Linked DNA regions of Mus musculus: region 2 is linked to region 1. The links are chromatin loops, found by intact Hi-C in ENCODE. Cell type or tissue: left cerebral cortex. All regions are shown on one strand. Each heading gives the region's core, and the rest is flanking DNA. Links, peaks and the distances in the headings are about the cores only.

The links. Hi-C counts contacts between places; a loop is a spot of excess contacts. Peaks named below come from ENCODE experiments on the same cell type or tissue, not always from the same donor. Only the 100,000 strongest peaks of a DNase experiment are listed, where the experiment ranks them.
Region 2: it touches region 1 in a loop (2.8-fold over the local background); 2 of 42 quality-filtered maps call a loop at or near these places.

Annotation. Positions count from the first base shown.
Region 1 is chr12:118,976,047-118,984,393 of GRCm38, forward strand. No RefSeq gene overlaps it. Among named protein-coding and RNA genes, the nearest start is that of Abcb5, 14 kb to the left of the region's middle. In left cerebral cortex, for the core only: no CTCF peak of the experiment used is centred there; a DNase peak (open chromatin) is centred at 4,836.
Region 2 is chr12:119,403,634-119,411,980 of GRCm38, forward strand. It overlaps a transcript of Macc1 not described here. Among named protein-coding and RNA genes, the nearest start is that of Macc1, 36 kb to the right of the region's middle. In left cerebral cortex, for the core only: no CTCF peak of the experiment used is centred there; DNase peaks (open chromatin) are centred at 4,040, 5,103, 6,735 and 7,093.

The DNA of each region.
Region 1 (8,347 bases), core at 72-8,071:
TAGTCTCCCAACCCAAAAAAGCCCAGGACCAGATTGGTTTAGTGCAGAGTTCTATCAGGCCTTCAAAGAAGATCTAATTCCAGTTCTCCACAAACTATTCCACAAAATAGAAGCAGAAGGTACCCTACCCAATTCATTCTATGAAGCCACAATTACTCTGATACTTAAACCACAGAAAGACCCAACAAAGATAGAGAACTTAAGACCAATTTCCCTTATGAATATCGATGCAAAAATACTCAATAAAATTCTCACTAACCGAATCCAAGAACACATCAAAACAATCATTCATCCTGACCAAGTAGGTTTGATTCCAGGGATGCAGGGATGGTTAGTATACGGAAATCCATCAACATAATCCATTATATAAACAAACTCAAAGCCAAAAACCACATGATCATCTCCTTAGATGTGGAGAGAGCATTTGACAAAATCAACACTCATTCATGATAAAAGTCTTGGGAAGATCAGGAATTCAAGGCCCATACCTAAACATGACAAGAGCAATCTACAGAAAACCAGTAGCCAACATCAAAGTAAATGGTGAGAAGCTGGAAGCAATCTCACTAAAATCAGGGACTAGACAAGGCTGCCCACTTTCTCCCTACCTCTTCAACATAGTACTTGAAGTCCTAGCCAGAGCAATTCGACAACAAAAGGAGATCAAGGGGATACAAATTAGAAAAGATGAAGTCAAAATATCATTTTTTGCAGATGATATGATAGTATATATAAGTGACCCTAAAAATTCCCCCAGAGAACTCCTAGACCTGTTAAACAGCTTCAGTGAAGTAACTGGATATAAATTTAACTCAAGTCAATGGCCTTTCTCTACACAAAGGATAAACAGGCTGAGAGAGAAATTAGGGAAACAACACCCTTCTCAATAGTCACAAATAATATAAAATATCTTGGCGTGACTCTAACTAAGGAAGTGAAAGATCTGTATGATAAGAACTTCAAGTCTCTGAAGAAAGAAATTGAAGAAGATCTCAGAAGATGGAAAGATCTCCCATGCTCATGGATTCACAGGATCAATATAGTAAAAATGGCTATCTTACCAAAAGCAATCTACAGATTCAATGCAATCCCCATCAAAATTCCAACTCAATTCTTCAACGAATTAGAAAGAGCAATCTGCAAATTCATCTGGAATAACAAAAAACCTAGGATAACAAAATCTCTCCTCAAGGATAATAGCACCTCTGGTAGAATCACCATGCCTGACCTAAAGCTGTACTACAGAGCAATTGTGATAAAAACTGCATGGTACTGGTATAGAGACAGACAAGTAGACCAATGGAATAGAATTGAAGACCCAGAGATGAACCCACATACCTATGGTCATTTGATCTTTGACAAGGGAGCTAAAACCATCCAGTGGAAGAAAGACTGCATTTTCAACAAATGGTGCTGGCACAACTGGCAGTTATCATGTAGAAGAATACAAATTGATCCATTCCTATCTCCTTGTACTAAGATCAAATCTAAGTGGATCAAGGAACTCCACATAAAACCAGAGACAGTGAAACTTAGAGAGGAGAAAGTGGGGAAAAGCCTCGAAGATATGGGCACGGGGGAAAAATTTCTGAATAGAACAGCAATGGCTTGTGTTGTAAGATTGAGAATCGACAAATGGGACCTCATAAAATTGCCAAGCTTCTATAAGGCAAAAGACACCGTCAATAAGACAAAAAGGCCACCAACAGATTGGGAAAGTATCTTTACCTATCCTAAATCAGATAGGGGACTAATATCCAATATATACAATGAAAATCAAATAATCCCATTAAAAATGGGGCTCAGAGCTAAACAAAGACTTCTCAGCTGAGGAATACTGAATGGGTGAGAAGCACCTGAAAAAATGTTCAACATCCTTAATCACCAGGGAAATGCAAATCAAAACAACCCTTAGATTCCACCTCATACCAGCCAGAATGGCCAAGATCAAAAATTCAGGTGACAACAGATGCTGGCGAGGATGTGGAGAAAGAGGAACACTCCTCCATTATTGGTGGAATTGCAAGCTTCTACAACCACTCTGGAAATCAGTCTGATGGTTCCTCAGAAAATTGGACATAGTACTACTGGAGGATCCCGCAATACCTCTCCTGGGCATATATCCAAAAGATATTCCAACCAGTAAGAAGGACAAATGCTCAACTATGTTCATAGCAGCCTTATTTGTAGTAGCCAGAAGCTGGAAAGAACCCAGATGCACCTCAACAGAGGAATGGATATATAAAATGTGGTACATTTACACAATGGAGTACTACTCAGCTATTAAAAAGAATGAATTTATGAAATTCCTAGGCAAATGGATGAACCTGGAGGGCATCACCCTGAGTGAGGTAACCCAATCACAAAAGAACTCACATGATATGTACTCACTGATAAGTGGATATTAGCCCAGAAACTTAGAATACCCAAGATACAAAATATAATTTGTAAAACACATGAAACTCAAGAAGAACGAAGACGAAAGTGTGAACACTTTGCTCCTTCTTAGAATTGGGAATAAAACATCCATGGAAGGAGTTACAGAGAGAAAGATTGGAGCTGAGACGAAAGGATGTACCGTCTAGAGACTGCCATACTTGGGTGTCCATCCCATAATCAGCTTCCAAATGCTGACACCATTACACACACTAGCAAGATGTTGCTTAAAGGACCCTGATATAACTGTCTCTTGCTAGGCTATGCCATGCCCTAGCAAACACATAAGTGGAGGCTCACAGTCAACTATTGGATGGATCAAAGGGCCCCCAATGGAGGAGCTAGAGAAAGTAACCAAGGAGCTAAAGGGGTCTGCAACCCTATAGGTGGAACAACAATATGAACTAACCAGTACCCCCCAGAGCTGGTGTCTCTAGCTGCATATGTAGCAGAAGATGACCTTGTTGTCCATCAGTGGAAAGAGAGGCCCATTGATCTTGCAAACTTTATATGCCTCAGTACATGAGAATTCCAGGGCCAAGAAGTGGGAGTGGGAAGGGGGAGGGTAGTGTGTGTGTGGGAGGGCTTGGGGGACTTATGGGGTAGCATTGGAAATGTAAGTGAAGAATTACCTAATTAATAAAAAAAAAGAAAAAAATGTACAATTAAAAGAAGGTGGTAATGAATCAGCACAAAAAAAAAAAAAAAAAGATGTGAGTTCTGTAGGTCCACTAGTGTAGTCTTTTGGATAATAAACACTGGCTTTTTATAGTACCTATTTATATAATATTTGAGTACACACAATTGTTAATTCAAATCCTTATTAACTTATGCAAATTCCCTTAATGGCAATTAAATAGTTTCTCTTTCAAGTGAAATGGAAGATTCAAGGATTCAGTCAGTGTGTGTCCTGTCAGCAGTAAGTGGTGCTCTACCATTGCCAATACTTCACAGATAGGGAGGATCTGCATCAACACTCGCAACCTCCTTCTGCTCTTCTCATCTCAGCCCAACAGTCCCTTGATCAGCCTCCTCTTTCTGCTCTTCTCCCCTGAGTTTGGAGGCTAAGCCATCCTTTCATTTGATGATTCCTTACTCTCCTACTTATTTTTTTAAAAGGACGCTTGAAGGTCCTCGAAGAGGTTACTCACTGAGAACTGGGAGTGTGGTCTTCTAGATTTCTTTGGAAGGCAAGAGCTCCCAGGAGAAGATATTTGTTTCTTAGGAAGATGGGCCAGGCAAGTTCATAGGAATCAGGAGTTTCAGGAGTCATTATTCAGTCTAGTGAAGACCATTGTGAATGGCTGGCCTGGAACATTACTGGATAATGGGTGATAGTACTCAATGTATGGCTAAGCAGAATTCAGATGAATTGTGTTGTAGGGTGTCTATTGGTCAATGCTGGAAGCCTGAGCTAGAGTCTTTCTGGTCATTTGGGATGACTGCTTTGGTCAAAGACTACTGGTACTGTAAGACATCTGAAAGCCTTCAAACTCCAGGGTTGTTGGCTGGCATCTGCTCAGCTACTGGGCATGCCCCCTTGGGGGAGGTGGAACAAGGAGAGTTTGACTGCACTTATCTCACACCTCCACCGGGGTGGGTGCTGGGGCATAGGGAAGTGCTGAGGCACAGCTCTGGGAGTGGGAAAACTCAGTCTTAGGTGTAAAATTGGTGGAGCTGGTTCAAGGGTCCCCCAGCCTGTGACAAGGCTGGAGTCATGGTTTCTTAGACTCTTGGACATCCAGGTGCTGCTTGAAGTCATGGAAGAGCAGAGAAAAGATTGTGTATGTGTATGTGGGGTTGTGGGCTTGGGATAGCATCTAGTCTGGGGTCAGGGCAGAAGGGGAGCTCTGGCTTGTCCCATCCCAGATGATTGTCCTTAGCTTGGCGGAGGCAGGCTTGGTGGAGGTTGTGGCTGGGATTGCAGGGAGGCCTTCTACAGGAGATTAGGATGAGGTTCTGTAGGGAAAGGCCTTCTCCATGGCTCTCCATGGTGGATCTTGGTGAAAAGATTCAGTTCATGGTTCTAAAGAGTTTATTGTCATGGTAGAAAGTGGATGTGTGAAATCATACCCCACTTCTCAGGGTGGGCCTGAGATTACATGCCTTTTGCAGGGAGGAATTTCTGAGAAGGGAAGCTTATTGGCTAAGCCCTTAGGGCCTTTAAGTACCTCAATAGCATGGAGAACTCTGTTTTGAGCCTAGGTTTATTTCATATGTTTATTTTACATGAGAAGCAAGGCATGTGTTCCAAGTCAGGAGTCTGGCAGAAAGATGGGAGTCACCTAAGTGTCAGGTTTATGCCCACTGAGTCTCTGGGTCTCAACCTGCTCTACCTTACCATACTTCCTGGCACAGTTTTATGTCCCTCATCAAACCATGCCTTCCAATGTTTCCCTCAGAGATTTTGAATGAGGTCAGTTTCTGTTTCTTTGAAGCATTTCTGCCAACACCGTATGGGGAACCTAGAAATGTGTCTTGTTTAGTGCGCTAGAAGCTGCATTTAGGGACTTTCTATTTGTAGATAGGACAATGCACAGGTAGGCTATTTTTCTTTCATTGGGGTACTGAGCTGGTAATTGAGGGTTGAACACTACAACCACACTAAGTGTTCTGGAGGTAGCATTGGTAACTTGATGAGAGTTGTGATATGGACATGTCAGGTTTTCAACAGTCAGGATTTGGTCACAGTACCCTCATCAGCAACTTGAAGACACCAGTGGCAATCATATTCTCAATTTCATATGGCCATGGAGATGAGGAGTAGGATGAGGGATCTGAATATGATGTATTGCAGGGGACATAGGTCTGCTGCCAGACTTCCCAATGGTTAGAAGACTAGTTTGAATACACTCTAGAACAATCTCTTTCCATTTATGAAAATGGACAGTGGCTTGTCTGGATTATCTAGAAAATCAAAGTTTCAGCCACATTCTTATGGCTTTACTGTTCTGTCTTTGAGTGTTAGGAAAGACTTTTGCTGTTCTTCTTGCCCTTATCTCTATTCTGTTTGTATCATTACCTGTCTCTTATTTATTTGTATCACTGCATGATTTATGAAGTCTGAGTTGTGGAAATTCTAGATCTTCTGTGAATCTGAAGTTTTCCTTTTCTGGTCTCAGAAAATGTTCCATGCTAGCACTTGCTTGGATAACTCTTTCAGTGTGGTCAAAGGCTCCAGTCTCTGCATTTCACCCTGGAGATCTCTTCTGGTGGGGGAGCCATCTGCCCAATTAGTGCCCTAGTCTTTTCAGTGCATTGTGAGCTTTAGCAAGTTAGAGTTATGATGATCTGCCACCTTCCTCGTATGTTAGGTGAGCCTTCTTCAGCTCTTTATTTGGGAGTTCCCAAATCCATACTGTCTTTCATCATGTTCTCTAAGAGGTGGTTGCTGCAGATACAGCACAAGGAAGGATGTTGCTTTCAGGATATTGGTGGAAAGAGTAATCTAGAGCAACTGATTTTGAAGGTTAACTTATACCTTTGATCTTTATGTTATTCTATTTTTAACTGATCAATTTGATTTGTGATTATTTTGTCTAAAATTTTGCATCTATATGAATGAAGGATATTTATCTATAGTTTTTCTCATTACTTTTGCCAAAGTATACTATTCTTATAAAAGAATTTGGCATTCCCTGTTTTCCAGAATAAGTGTTTAGAAACTTCGTTAGAAAGTTTATAAAAAAGCAGTGTTATTTATTTTTAAAATATTTAAATAACCACCTGCTAGGCAAGATGTTCCTACTGGTACACAAGTGGTATCACTATTTTGGGGGTAACAAATTACTTTATTGCTTGGATTGGAGATCTACTCCATAGGAGAGGTTTCATGTCTGGTACTGCAATCCTAGTCAAAACCAGTGGTCCCCAGTGGTATATTTCCACAACTCAGACTCCAACTGGTATATTGCTACATGGACACAATGTTTTTGTCAAACTTGCCTTCTAAATCTTTATGTTTTTTGCCTATAAGTTAGAGCTGGTGGTAGCTTTTGTCATAGAGATGTCTTTCTGTAGTGAATGGTAGTTATTGCAGAGGCTTACAGTTGACCAAACTTCTGACTATAGCGATTGTTGAATGCTCAGCTGTAAATAAGACATTGATATTATTAAGGTTAAGGGAACATCATGAAAGATGGGCTGAAAAAAATGTGAGATCTGGAGAAAGGGGCAGAGTGCTATAGAATGCTTTCTCCTGGACATGGCCTGGCTATGACCTTTTTGATTTCACAGCAGCTGTAGAGTATATAAACCGTAGCTTATGTAGCCTATAGACCTGTATAAGATTGGGCCTGTCAACATTTTATTATCAGGGAATTTGTTGCTAAGGAGGAGGATCTTATGAAGCCTAAACAACCCTGAGGATTTATAGGTTGTTGGTGCAGGGAGAGACATTTTCTTCATTGATGCAGCCACTGGCAAGTTGCTTATGCTCCCCAAAATAATATCACTCATACTCTTGTGAACAACCCCAGTGAAATTCACTGAGTCATGGTAAATACATAATAAATAAGTAAAGACATGAATGTAGAATTGAGCTATTTGAGAAGAGGAAGGGTTTTCGTGGGAGTAGGTAGGGGTAGACTAAGAGAGAGTAATGGGATAAACATGACCAAAATACATTCTACACATTTATGAAAATGTCACAATAAGACCCACTATCATGTAGTCTTAATTATGCCAATAAAAATCTTTAAAAATGTTTCTCCAAATGTTTTTGGTTAGCTGTTGAGTCACTAAATTTTATTTTCTTTCTTTTTGTCTTTAGCTGATAAATATTTGTTAGTTATATTCACCTTGCTATGCCATAGAACCTCAGGACTTACTCTTCTTTTCAAATAGTCTTATGTAATAGTCTTTTAACCCACTGGTTAATCTTTTAATATCCTCACTGCTCTGGTCTATGGTAGCTGCTGTTCTATTTTCAACTTCTATGTTATATCCCACATATGAGTGAGATCATGTGCTGTCTTCCTTTCTGTCTTTTACTTATTTCACATAATATATTTTTCAGGTTCACTTAACATATTTTTTATGTTATAATTGAAAATTTTATTCTTTATGTCTAAATAGTATTCTATAGTATGTATACCACATCTTCTTTATCTATTTGTACATTAAGAGACAACTAGGTTCATTTCCATATCACAGCTTTTGTGAGTGATACTGTAGGAGACATGGAAGTGCAGTATGAATATATGGCTCTCATTTCTTCTAGGTAAATACCTTGAAGAATGAGTAACCTGTGTTCTAAGGTACTACCACTTTAATTTTAGTTAAAACAGTTGACTATCTATCAATCTCCATCCATCCATCCGTCTGTCCATCCATCCATCCATCCATCCATCCATCCATCCATCCATCCATCCGTCTATCCGCCCATCCATCTATCATCTAGCTATCTACCTATCATCTATCTATTATTTAACAATATAACTATCTATCTATCTATCTATCTATCTATCTATCTATCTATCATCTATCTACGTATCATTTATCTATTATCTATCATCTATTTATTTAATTACTTAACTATCATCTATCTACCTATTATCTATTATCTATCTATCATTGTACTAACAAAAGCTAAATTATTTGATGGTAAATGTCAATAATTCTGAAAACAAAGCAACTATTAAACAATTTAAAATAGTTAAAATATATTTGAGCTTGTCTTAACATAAACACTGTTGCTTTAAGAAAATATTTAAAAACATTTATAGTTTGATTAACATAAAATTTGCTTGATTTTTGCAGAATTATTGGTTTATAATATCAAACAGTCTTAATGTAAAACATTTTATTTTTAATTTTAAACTATATTTGAAACATGAGTCCATTCAAGAAAAACTCTCATTTGGATTCTTTCTTATAAGTATTTATGAGAAGAAATTAAGAGCAGAATATA
Region 2 (8,347 bases), core at 218-8,217, 430 kb after region 1:
TTAAAAGATCTGTTTTCTCTACTACTTAATTTGAGGAATTTTATTTATTCTGTTAGAAAAAATTCTTTCTTGATAATTATGGAACAATCTCTTTGGTGTTATCACATGTGTAGTTAGAACGAGGTTGTTCAGGAATGGAACGCTGACATCAGACTAGGTGGATACCAAAGTGTCCATTTTGCCAGGCAAGGCCAAGGGTGGCCATCTGGGATCTCTCTGGCATCATCTAAGCTGATCTTCTGCCTCAAACACTACCCTCACTCTCCCAGGACAGCATGTCTTTTGCTTCAGATAACTGTTCTGATGGTACCTACATTCTCCATGAGAAATTGCTAGGAGAAGGTTTATATGAGAACCTATTTTCTCCTTTAGGAACTAATAATTTTCCCTTCTACTCACAGCTTTCTTGTACAAGCCTTATTTATACAAGCTGCATAATATTTCAACATCTCAATGTTTTAGGTGCACGTGGCACAAATGACATTGGTTGCTTCTCTTCTAAGACACTCTTGAGGACTATAGCACAAGTGTAAGATGTTAGACACTCCTTAAATTCAAATTACTATGATTTAGCCACCCTTCTTTTCTAATGTCACCCAAGAAGTAGCCCTGACAGAAGATTTGGCATCAATAGTGAGCTTTGCAATGAAGAAGGGTTTTACAGTGCCTGCCCATTTAGACAACTTCTTTTTCTGTAGTCTCAACAACACATTTATGTGGAGAAAGGATTTGTTAGATGCTCTCAGTAGTATTCTCTTTTTCATTTACTCTTCATTGTTTTGCCTATTCAAACATTATTATTTTATCCTTGTAGAGTCTTCAACTTAAAGAGTTCATCATGTGTCCTTGTCAGGCATCAATGGAAGAAGAGGCCCTTGGTCCTGTGAAGGCACAATGTCCCAGTGTAGGGAAGTTCGGGGCACACCATCATAGAAGCAGGAGGAGGGGGATGGGATAGAGGGTTTCTGGAGGGGGGGAGAAATTGGAATAAGCATTTGAAAGGTAAATAAATAAAATATCCAATAATAATAATAATAATAATAATAATAATAATAATAATAAAGAGTTCATCCTGTGGCCAGTCTATCAGGATTCGTGGGATTTATTATTTTGACTGAATTAATTGCATAGAATGTATATAATTTGCCTATATACATTGGTATCCTAAAAGAAAGTTAGTACTGGGGACCATGTAAGGGAGGTTGAGTGAAATCTAACTTGCTGCAAGCCAGCTTTAGAAACTTATCAAGTCACAACTGGGTAATCAAAGGGTGGAGTCTGTACAGAATATTTACTGATATGGATAAAACTGACATGCCTAAATTGGCTTATGTGTCACCTTTCTTCCCTTTCACCTACTAGGTGACTGACTACCTTTAAGCTCTCTTTCTGGACTGTGCTGATCTCTTCGTTGTTTACATTATGAGCAGGCATAATAGGCTTGGCTCTTTATCCTTCTGAAGGTCTCATGATGCCTTTGTATTTGATGCCTAGTGCTCTTCAGACAACTCTTGGGACTTTTCTCAAATACTAGTTTAATTAGTGCAGAGTTTCTCCAGCCTCAGAGAAAAGGACTCAGACATTGCTTTGCTGGGTATGTCTAACACAGTGTTTTAACTTCTGTTCTTCCTACTCTCATCCTTCCCTGGAGGATCAGCTCTTCTCAGGAAATCCAGATGCTGTGGTCTTCATGAGATTTCTAAGTCACATCTAACACCAGGCTTTCCCCCTATTCTCTTCCTCACCTGTGTCAGCCATGAGGCAGGCTTCCCCAGGACTTTGTAGGTTAAGCGTTTCCCCACACTAGAGGGTGTTGCCTTCTTTTGTGGTCTTTGAGACTGTTGAAATCACTCAGATAAATCCTTCCCAGTGATGCAGGCACATTTCCAGAGGATAAACAAGCAAGCAAGCAAACAAAAACTATATTGTAAAGAGTAAAAATTAAAACATTAGTGGTAGCTTTAGGAACATTTTTCCTTAAAGCTGTGATGTTAAATGCCAAAGAGGCCTTTAAAACTTTCCTGTTGTATGTAAAATTCAGGTGTAGGGTCAGGACTTTAATTTAAAGTTCAAATGAACCTTCTTAAGTTTTCCATGACCCGTCTAAATCTTGTCAGGAATCTCTATTCATTTTCCACAAGTGTTTTAATGTTTAATTCTCCCTGGAAATATTTATAAAGTGAAGCATACCTTCAGGCTACTTCAATAGCAGTTTATTTACAACAGGACCATGACAGAATGCTCAAGTTTTATTTCATAAAGAAGTTCCCATGGATATGTCAAAAAGTAAAGATAGGACAACATTTAAAAATCCCTGAGGATAGCACTAGTGAGAAGGTTCAGTGAGTAAAAGTGCCTGTCATGAAGCCTAAAGGCCCACACTTGATCCTGGTCACACAGGGTAGGAAAAAATTGATCCCTATGTTATTCTCTTACCTCCAAATACATTCTGTGGCAAATTACATTTATGCACAAATACTTTAATATATAAATATAATTTTAAAGTTTTTTTATTCTTACATCTGTATATATATCCGTGTGTAAATGCACCCAGTGTGTACACCTGCCCACAGAAGCCAAAAGAGGGTGTTGAATCCCTTGGAGATGGATTAACAGGTGATTTTGAGCCATCTGATGTGGGTACTAACAAAATTCAGGTGCCCTTGAAGATAGTAAGTGTGCTTAACCATCGAGTCATCTCCAGCACTATATAAAATACAATTTAGAAGCCAACGTTACAACATAGATGGGTGAACATCTCCAAGGCCCTGCTCCCAGTTTTGGAGCAACAGACAGTCCAGGGGTTCTGGAAAAGTTTAAAAGCAACAGTAAAAACTCTAACAAAACTGAAAACAGAAATGCACAGTTATACTATAATAGCTAGAAATTTCATTCTAAGACCATCTGGTTCCAAAGACTTATGACCACACTAACTGAACACTGACTTCAAAAGCATGAACATAATTATGATATTTTGGGCCAGTATTAACTTTTGGTCAATATTTGGATAGATCTTTCTATGTTAACAAAATGCATACTTGGGTATCATTGGATCCAGTTTTGGAAGAGACCTGAATATTGGGTAGGCAAGTTCTTTCAGATAACTCACAGCTGTGCTGTATTTCATTTTTCATACTGAAAGTGACTGAAGTCAAACAAGCATTCAGATTTTTTGCCTTGGAGAAACTTTGAATCATTTAGGTGACCTGAGAGCTTTCACTGCAGTGAAACAGGGGAGGTCACAGGTAATGAGGATAAGCTTTTATACTCCTACATTTCTTACTTGGTTTGTCTTTTCAATGTATTCTTTAATTTCTGGGAAATATTAGATTTGAACATTTCTGTGACTGTTAGCAGTAACATATTTTGTATAACTCAAATATACATGTCTGAGTTCTGTAAATGTAGCAGTCTGTAGAAGGATTTTAATCCATTAATATGGCTACTCTATCTGGATTACAGACATGCCACTAATTCACACCTTTAATCCCAAACAATGAAGACAAAGTTAGTTTTAGAAGGAAGCACTTATGTTTGATAATGATGCTTAGTTGAATGGCAGACAAAGTGACAAATCAATTACATTTGTTTACATGCATATACTGTTCTCCTCAATATGGCTTGATGTATGTATTCACAAAAATATATAATCAATAGAACTGGATCTCATTATAAACAAAAATCAAACCTTATACAATATTAACCAAGGATGACAGGTTGATAAATGCAATTATATATGTATTTTTAAAAGTCAGGTATAAAGAAAGTTACGCTTGTGGTCAAAAACCTAAGCTAAGTTGCCGTTGTAGCCTTGGTAAACTCTGAAACTCTTCAAATAAATGTCTTGTTGAAATTGACTTAAATAAGACTTGGCAATTGCTATGTCATGAATGGTAATCAGGACTTTTAAGAAATGTATATAGAGAGTTTTGAATTCATGCTGTGACATTTGAATTCATACTGTGATGCTTATGAGAAATGTAGATGCTGCTATTGCTGCCTGAAAATAGCAACATGGATGTTTGGAGTGACAATTAAATTTTTGGCATGGTTCTTGATGCCAATGTGGACTCTGAAAGATAGGGCCTCAGATCAGGCAGGATTTTGTTTCTGAATGAGTTAGGTGTTAGGGTACAATGAAAACAACAAGGCTTACTTAAGTAAGGCTCTTCATACACTGCCATGTGAGCAGAAATGAATGCTTTCTCTTAGTCTCATTTTTGAATATTTAAGAGCTTCTGTATTCAATTTTTAAAAATTTAACATTCTTTTTAATTCCTTGAGATTTTGATACAATGTATTTTGATCCTATTTACCTTCTACCAGCCCCCACACAACTCCTCCCAGATAACCCCTAATTTTCAAATCCCTCCCAACTTTGTATCTTTTTAAAAAACAACCCACCATGTCTAATTTATGTTCCCGTATATATTCATGGGTGTAATGCCTTCCCTTGAAACTTGGTTGACCTACCCAAAGCCACACCCTTAAAGAAAACTGACCTGTCTCCTCCAGACCCCTCGGAAGTCACCAACTGTCAACAGCTTCTCGTTTTGGGGCTCTTGTGAGGCCCTTACTTCTCCATGTTAGAATGTTGACTGGCTTCATCTTGTTCAGCTCTTATGCAGCTACCCACAGATTCTCTGAGTTCTTTGAATGTACTAATCTGTAGAAGGATTTTAATCCACCAACATGGCTACTCTAGCTGGAATACAGAAACACCATTAGCACACACTTTTAGTCCCTCTGGCTGGAATACAGACATGCCCTTAATCCCAAACAATGAATGTAAAGTCAGTTTTAGAAGGAAGCACTTATGTTTGAAAGTGATGTTTATTTTGAGTGGCAGACAAAGAATCAAAGAAATATTTGGCAAAATAGGATATGCCCAACTCACACAAGAAGAGAAAGGAAAGAGGAGAGAGAGCGCATTACAGAAAGGGAGAAGGTAGCTTTACTGAAAGAGTTTTATAGAGACAGGTTGAAGAGAGAGTTAGACACAGATAAAGACGCAACAAGCCAGAAAAATGAGAGTGAGCCAGAAAATTATAACACATTGCCAAAGTTAGTGTGAAGCCAAGCAGAATCATTCAGTCAGAAACAGAAAGAAGCTAATTTAAATCAGTCAGTTGAGAAATGAGTTTCGAGCCAGAAAGCTGAGTTGAACCAGCCAGCCAGAATACAAAAAGAACAATAAAGGGTGAGCTTTTTCAGCAGTAAGTCTCAGAGGCCGAAAACATTCTAGGCCTCAATTGGATTGCACAGAAGGTAGAAGCTTCCAGGACTAGAGCTAGGTTAGCAGACAGAGGCAGTAAGCCTCAGAGATGACAGTTACATCAGGCATATAAAGTTTACTTTTACAGCAGTTCCACCATATCCAGAAGATACTATTTCTTTCTGGTCTTCCCTGATCTCTCACTCTTACAATCTTTCCATTTCCTCATCAAAGATGGTATTTTGCTTTGAAAGATGTCTTACTTAGGGTTTTACTGCTGTGAAGTGACACAATGATCAAGGCAACTCTTTTAATTGGGGCTGGCTCACATGTTCAGAGGTTCAATCCATTATCATCAAGGCAGAAAATGGCAGCATCCAGGTAGACATCGTGTAGAGGAGCTGAGAGCTCTACATCTTCATCTGAAGGCTGCTAGCAGAATACTGGCTTTCAGGCAGCTAAGATGAGGGTCTTAAAGCCAACCCCCACAGTGATGCACCTATTCCAACAAGGCAACACCTACAAATAGTGTCACTTCCTCAGCCAAGTATATTTTAACCATGACAGAAGATGATGATACAGATGCTCTGTTTGTAGCTGAAAATTCCAGTGATACTTATTTTCTGCAGTTTGATCAACTGTGAGTTTCTGCATTCATTACCTTCAACCGCACAAAGAAATTTCTCTGATAAGGACTATCTGTTATATTAACCTATAGTCATAGAGATATTTAGTTTAGAGGGAAGTTTGATTCTAAATTCACTCAGCAAAATAATTGTAGTAGGTTCACCTTCAGGGTCCATGAGCTCTCCAAACATACATTATTGACCGAATTTATGGCACCAGGCATGCTTCCTCTTATAAAGAAAAATAAACACATTCATAAAACAATTATTACCCCCATAATATTTGTGCCTCTATTGTACCCATAGCATAACTTGTTATGCTGGTATATTATTATAGTTCACAGGGTTCCTAGCTATTGATAACTTTCCCCCACAGCAACCCATATAACACTTTTTAGCACTATGGAAGCTAGCCAGCAGGGAAGAACTTCCTGGTCAGCATCAACTTGATTTCTTTATGCCTTATGGCAAAGTGTATGGCATCTTCAGCAATTTGTCTTACTGAGTTCTTGTGGGCAACTAAGAACAATGACAACAGCCTGTATTGTGTTGCTGGTCTTTGGGATAGCCATGATGAACAACAGGTAGCTTATGTTTGGCATTAGGCTTTTCATTTGGCAGCTTATGTCTTCTGAGAGGAGCATTATATCTTTTATATGGGAATTCCAATTAAAGCCATTTGTATGATTTGTGTGTGTTTGTGTTACATATAAAATATTATATGAATATATTACATGAAGCATATAAGATAGTAGGTTTTCACATGGCATTTTCAAACACCTTAATGTTAGCTATACCTCCTGCAGCCCCATCCTCTGGAATATGAGCAATAACTGCCTCTTTGCTCTGCTGTGGTCAACATTTGGAAAAAGAATAAAAGCTCAGCTTTCTCCCCCTGGCAGCACTGAGCTATATATATATATCAGAATCTGGCTTACCCAGCAACTGTTTTATCTAAATTTATTTCTATCACTTAAAATGTTACCTTCTAAGCCCTTAGTAGTGATTTATAATTGGAATATAAACAAGAATAAAGAGGTTTTAAAATACTCAGGAAAGTGTTATTTCACATTTAATTTTTTTTTCTTTTGACAGGATCTCAATCTCTCTGTAGTTCAGGCTGGCTTGAAGCTCTCAAGTACCTAAGCCTCCTATGTACTAACAGTACAAGTGTATGATACCATGCCTGGCAACTATATTCTCTTGTTTGAAAATGGAACCATAATTTATGCATAGAACTTGTAAATGAGAACATCTTACTTCACAGATGGTAACAAGGAGGCTCCCAGAAGTCAAGGAGTGGTTGTAGGTGTTGGGAACCACATTTTACAAACCTAACTATACTCTGATGCTGCTGTTCCTACCATTCCTCAAGTATCCAAAATTTTGTCTTAAATAGTGTATTTTTTCTTTAAAAATACTTATTGGAGAGAGGAGTGGGAAGGGGAGGGAAAGAGGGAAGATGAAAAAGGAAGGAAGGGAGAGAGAAAACACATGTGTGTCTCTTTCTCTGGAGATGGTAAGAGGATAGAGATGTTGGCTTTTTATTTCCTGGCTCCTAATGGTTTTACTTTGATGTTGGTGAGGTAAAAAGGAGAACAGAAAGGCGCCAAACTTCTCTCAGATTCTGAGTTTACCTTCCTAATGATAGTTTGGTTTTTTCCACATTAGACACAACATTACATACAAGAAAGCAGGAAGTGGTATTTTACAGCCAGACATGCCTTGTTAGCTGGGCTATTAAACAGTTCCCTTGGTTTAGCTGTAACTTTTGCAGCATATATCTTATAAATATCAGAAACTAGTTACTGAAAGTGTTCGTATCACTTTCTACTAGCTGTAACAGGCTGTAACTAGATGAGAAATGAGAATTAGAAAGAAGTAAAAGGCAAAGTTGTATCTCATGACTATTACCTCAACCTAACAGTTTTCCCTTCTCCAAAATCCCCTTCCAGTTCTTATCTTTAATATGTGTATTGCATAATTGTAAGTAGACATTATACAGTCTTTCATATAGTTAAGGACTTTGTGACTTCTTTTTAAGATGACCATATGTCCTGAATTAATAACTTACAATGTATTTAATTATTCCTCTGTTGTAGAAATTTGGAATTTTCAGGTTACTTTTCAATCATATATAAAATGTTCTAACAAAAGAGGTCTATAAAAACACAGCTGTCCCTATTCTAAATTATGTTTTTGGAGAAAAGACTGATTACTGAGAATGTCCAAGAGAATTTTATGTTTACTGATGAGTATTCTTTAGGAATAAATTTTATATATGGTCTGAAATTTGTACAGCTTTTGGCTACTTGGTCTCCTTGGAAAAAGAAAAAGAAATTACAAACATTCTAGGTAACCTCCCACCTTGAGGTGACTCCACAGAGAAAAGCCACAGGCTCAGCATTTGCATTGTCACCGAGGCTTCAGGATACCATAATACTTCTACTTCATTAGAAGGAAGTGAGAGTTTGTTACCTTTAAAACTTCTTGAGTTTTCTGCTTT